Linked DNA regions of Homo sapiens: region 1 is linked to region 2. The links are chromatin loops, found by intact Hi-C in ENCODE. Cell type or tissue: endothelial cell of umbilical vein. All regions are shown on one strand.

Region 1 (2,500 bases), 55 kb before region 2:
GAGTGTGCCACCACGCCTGGCTAACTTTTTGTATTTTTAGTAGAGACGGGGTTTCACCGCGTTAGCCAGGATGGTCTCGATCTCCTGACCTCGTGATCTGCCCACCTCGGCCTCCCAAAGTGCTGGGATTACAGACATGAGCCACCGAGCCCAGCCAATTTTTTTTTTATTAGCTCAGCATGGTGGCACGTGCCTGTAGTCCTAGCTACTCAGGAAGCTGAGGTGGGAGGATTCCTTGAACCCTCAAACTTGAGGCACGAGTTTGAGGCTGCAGTGAGCAATGATCGTGCCTCTGCACTCCAGTGTGGGCGACAGGGACCTTGTCACCAAAAATAATAAATAAATAAATAAATAAAGTTTTAAAAAACTTCATCTTACATTTCAAAAGGCATCAAGCCAACAGGGTCCAGATGTTCGCCTAACCAATGGAGACAACACCCAACCAGATAAGGGCATCACCCTTTACTATAAGTCCTCATCAGAGGACTCAAGGACCATAAAATGATCAGGACTTCAGCAGCTAGACACGGCCACCTTAACAGACCGAGTCTTGCTATCACTCGTGCCCAGCACCTGGTGTCTGCCTCTGAAGGCTCTGCCCAAATCAAGGACTCTTCCTTGCAAGCTCTTGATGACTATCCCCATCAGGCCGGGACTCTGTCCACAGCACTCTCCTTGGACTGGTTCGTTAACCCCTTTTCTCTTGATGTTAAATGTTCTTGTGTTTGATGTGAAATTTTAACCTGTAACATTTATATCCTTACATATAATACTATGGATGGTTTGCAATACAGTCTGACTTGTGGAGTGGCTCCAGCTTGCATGCCCGCGGCTCTGACTACCGAGTGAACAGGTGGTCCTAAGGAGAACTGACTTCTTGGGAACTCCGTGTGACGCCTAGCTTTTGTGATTGAAATAGCATCAGTAAAAACCTGATCTTGTGGACAGACACAAAGGTGGGTGGACCTGGTTCTGTCTGACCTTGAGCAGCTCACGACATGTGGACACCTGTTAGGAGGCTGTGGAGAGCCCAGAGGAGGCTTAGACCAGGGTGGTGGCCCTGTAGGCGGTCGTGAGATTTCAGATTTGGAAGGACGAATCCACACGAGTTGTCAATGGATGGGACGCAGAGTTTGAGAGAAAGGGAACGATCCAGATGACTCCGAGGGTCTTGGGCCTGAGCAGCTGGGAGGATGCAGCTGGGGAAGACGGCGGGGAGGAGGGGAGCAGAAGCGGGTGAGGTGGGGAAGCCCTCGAGTTCTGCCTGGACAAGGTCAAGTTAAGGTGCGTGTTAGGCATCCGAACGTCAAGTCCAGGAAGGGTGTGTTCCCGAAAGGGTCCCGGCTGGATCCTCCCAGTTCGTCGTCCCCATTCCACAGGTGTGGACTCAGCAGCCGGGCTCTGCGCTGGGCCGGGCGGGGTCACGTGGCCGCGGGCTGGCGCCCCCTGGCGCCGGAGAGCGCGGGCGGCTGGGGAATGGCTGCTGCCATGGTGCCGGGGCGCAGCGAGAGCTGGGAGCGCGGGGAGCCTGGCCGCCCGGCCCTGTACTTCTGCGGGAGCATTCGCGGCGGACGCGAGGACAGGACGCTGTACGAGCGGATCGTGTCTCGGCTGCGGCGATTCGGGACAGTGCTCACCGAGCACGTGGCGGCCGCCGAGCTGGGCGCGCGCGGTGAGGCCCTGGGGCCGCGGGACGCGGGGACGCGGGCGCGGACCTGGCTGGGGTGGCAGGGACCCGGCCTGTCCGCCCCCCCGACCCCCGGCAGCTGCGCTCCCGGCGCCCGGAGCCCGCCCTCCTACCCCGGTGCTCCATCCAGCGCCCCAGCCCGAGAAGGAAACGGGCCGGGGCTCGGGCTGCGTGGGTCCCAGCAAGCCTGCGGGTGTAAGGCAGACTCAGCATTATCTTGACCTTTGGTTCCTTCTTGGAGAACTCTGTCTTCAGCTGCTTTCAGAGCGTTTGTAGGGTGCAACAGAAAGAAGGTAGATTGGGCTGCTTTGCTTGGGCTCAGTTCCCACCTCACCCGCTGGAATCTTTTCCACCACCCAACACGAAAGGTATCCTCCTGCCTCCCCACCAACTTTTTTTGTTTTGTTTTGTTTTGTTTTTGAAACGGAATCTCACTCTGTCGCCCAGGCTGGAGTGCAGTTGCGTGATCTCGGCTCACTGCAACCTCGACCTCCCGGGTTCAAGTGATTCTCTTGCCTCAGCCTCCCGAGTAGCTGGGACTACAGGCACGCGTCACCACACCCGGCTACTTTTTGTATTTTTAGTAGAGACGGTGTTTCACCATATTGGTCAGGCTGGTTTCGAACTCCTGACCTCAGGTGATCTGCCCGCCTCGGCCTCCCAAAGTGCTGGGATTACAGACAGGAGCCACCGCCCAGGGCCTGCCTCCCCTTTTTCTGTGAAGACATCAGCACTCTTTTAGACCTGGCTGACCCCAGTTCTCACTATTACCCTCTCTCACATTTTTGTTTTGTTGATACAAGGGCCTCTCTG
Region 2 (2,500 bases):
TGCCCCTCGTGACTCACCAGGCATGAGGGTGAAGCTGGTAGGCAGCTGCATAAGGCCCCCAGAGGAGACAGGGCCGCTGCCTGTACTCTTCAGCACAGTCCCATTGGCACTGCTGACAGCACTGGGGCTGACACTAGCAGACACTGGTGCCAGGTAGTTGGTGATGGGAAAGGAGGGGCCGCTGCTGACTTGCATGGTGGTAGAGGTGCTAGGTGCTGTTTGGATGGTGGAGGTTGTACCCGGCAGGTTGGTGACTGTGAACGCCGGCTTCAGTGTGTCCTATACCCAGAGTAAAGATGAAGCAATGAGCCCCTACCAGATCCTGCCTTTGCAGAAGCTTTGTGTGGACTGAGAACCCAGACTGAAACCAGTGAGCTTGGGTTCAAATCCCAACGCCACCATTTACCTGATGCCTGACTCTTAGGTAAGTTATTGATCTACTGAGCTACAGTTTTCTATCGGTAAAAGGAGGATAATACCTACCCCCTAGGTTGCTGTAAGGATTAAGTAGGTTAGCATATGTAAATCACTTAGAAAACACTACCTGGCACATAAAAAAACCAAAATAAATATTTGCTGCTCTTATGATAATTATTATCATTGTCATTATTATAATCCCCTGAGTTCTCTGCTCCAGCGGACTGTGGTAATCCCATTGGCTGGGGAGTCAGGACACCAAGGTCTGTTCCTAGCTCTGGTAATGACCATCTAAGTGACCCTGAAATAACCAGTCCCCTTTTCTGAACCTCGGTTTTCCTCTTCTATAAGCATGAGGGGGCTGGGCTACTACGTTTTCTTTCAAAGAGTTCTTCCAGCTCTAATTTGTCAGGCTTCTGAGATAGGAACTGAGTTTCTCAGGGAACTTAAGAGTTTGAGAGAGATCTTGAGAATCTGGCAATGACACACTATATGTCAAACACCCAAGATGTAAACTACCAAAAGAATGTACTCATCCAACAAAATTTCCTGGGAATAAATGAGCCCTACTGTTATAAAAGTTTAAAAATTATTACAGATGATATGCCACTAAGAGAGGAGGTAGCCTACAGCACTGACTCTCCCCTAAGGAAGACTTCGTTCTTAGAAGGGGAAGAAGGAAACTGAGAACCAAGCCACCAAGCCCAGACCCGAAATGAGTCAACCAGAGGCTCAAAGGCTGCGGGGTGGGTCAGCACGAGACGTTTGCAAAGCAGCTGGGCCCAAGACCCTTGATTGGCAGAGGCGTTGCTAAGGCAAACAGTGCCGCTTCCTCCCATTGGCCAGTCAGTTAAGTGCCACCCGGAAGGTGGAGCTCCCCAGACAGCAAGGGAGGAAGCCCCACCCCCTCTCCTTACCGGGAAAAGGAAGGGGGAGGAGTAACAGCGCAGGCATCCCTAGCAGCAGGCAAATGCGCTCCCTAACTGCCCAGGCCCCCAACACCCTGAAAGGGCAGCGGCTGGCTTGTAAGGTAGTCCCCGGCCCAGTCAACCAGCCCGCCTGCCAAGAGTGCTGGATTCCCAGGACCCCGGGACCGGAGTGCTCCCTTTCTACTCCCTGGCGACCCAGCCCGGAGGGCCGGGCTAAACTACACCCCCGCCCCTAGCGGGGAGACAGCTGGCGGGAGGAATGCAAAGGCCCTGCCAGGCAGGCGGGCTGCGGGCGGGAGGCCGGCGTGGAGCCCAAGCCGGCCTTATATGGGCACGGAGGCCGCCCGCTTATCTAGGGGGGCGGTCTTCTATCAGGAAAGTGAGGATGGACACCTGTCCCCTAGGACGAGGGTCGTTAATCCGGCTCCACTCCACATCGGTGGGCACCTATCCACCTGTCCTGGGCCAGAAAGGGAGAGGGACCCCACTCCCTTCCCTCCTCTCACATAGGCAACCCAAACACACCTTGGTCTCCCCACTGCTGTCAGACTCCGACACCTGGTAGGTGAGATCTGTCTCTTCAAAGCCAGTGGCACTCATTCTCTGGTCTGTTGTGGGGTCTGAACGGGGTGGAGAGTCTGGCGAGTTGAGGCAGGTCTGAATCAGTGCCTTGCCGGTCTCACTGGTGATCATGGGCTGCAGTTTTCGGGTGGCAAAGGTATACACATGGCCTGTCTCACTGGCCACCAGCAACAGCACCTGTGTCCCTGTCAGCGTGGACAGCTCATAGGCCTGAGGGGTGAGGAGGGAGATGGGCAGGTCAGCAAACTTTTTATCTCTACCTTCCTTGAGAAGTTGGAAAAAGAATTATACAGTGATGTCATTCCCCCATTCCCATAATGACCTTCGTCTCTAATGACTCTGAGGGCAGGGTGTCCTATCAGGATCTCTGGAAGCAGCAAAACTACCCATGCTCCTCCTTTGAGGAGCAGCCCCATTGACCTGAAGATACCCCAAGCAAACAGTAACAGCCCCCAGTGATGGAACATATAACTTCAGGGGATACGAAGGACCCAGCTAGCTGCTCCCCAACACAGCTTAGTGCCTGGAATGTCCCAGAGCCTCACCCCTTCTCACTGTCACAGGGACCAGGA

What was found. Hi-C counts contacts between places; a loop is a spot of excess contacts. Peaks named below come from ENCODE experiments on the same cell type or tissue, not always from the same donor. Only the 100,000 strongest peaks of a DNase experiment are listed, where the experiment ranks them.
Region 1: a loop joins it to region 2, with 10 times the contacts of the local background. A loop is called at or near these places in 21 of 110 quality-filtered maps.

Annotation. Positions count from the first base shown.
Region 1 is chr6:43,228,433-43,230,932 of GRCh38, reverse strand. It overlaps DNPH1 (2'-deoxynucleoside 5'-phosphate N-hydrolase 1), which reads left to right and starts at 1,452. Exons shown (of 4, transcript NM_006443.3): 1 at 1,452-1,672. The coding sequence starts at 1,477. RefSeq lists silencers at 1,154-1,593, 1,654-1,843 and an enhancer at 1,171-1,670. In endothelial cell of umbilical vein, a CTCF peak has its summit at 1,456 (motif pointing left); a DNase peak (open chromatin) is centred at 1,452; H3K4me3 peaks cover 940 bases; H3K27ac peaks cover 533 bases; H3K27me3 peaks cover 186 bases.
Region 2 is chr6:43,173,485-43,175,984 of GRCh38, reverse strand. It overlaps SRF (serum response factor), which reads right to left. Exons shown (of 7, transcript NM_003131.4): 2 at 1,872-2,138; 3 at 18-279. Among named protein-coding and RNA genes, the nearest start is that of SRF, 3.5 kb to the right of the region's middle. RefSeq lists an enhancer at 910-1,139. In endothelial cell of umbilical vein, no CTCF peak of the experiment used is centred here; a DNase peak (open chromatin) is centred at 1,264; H3K4me3 peaks cover 601 bases; H3K27ac peaks cover 1,920 bases.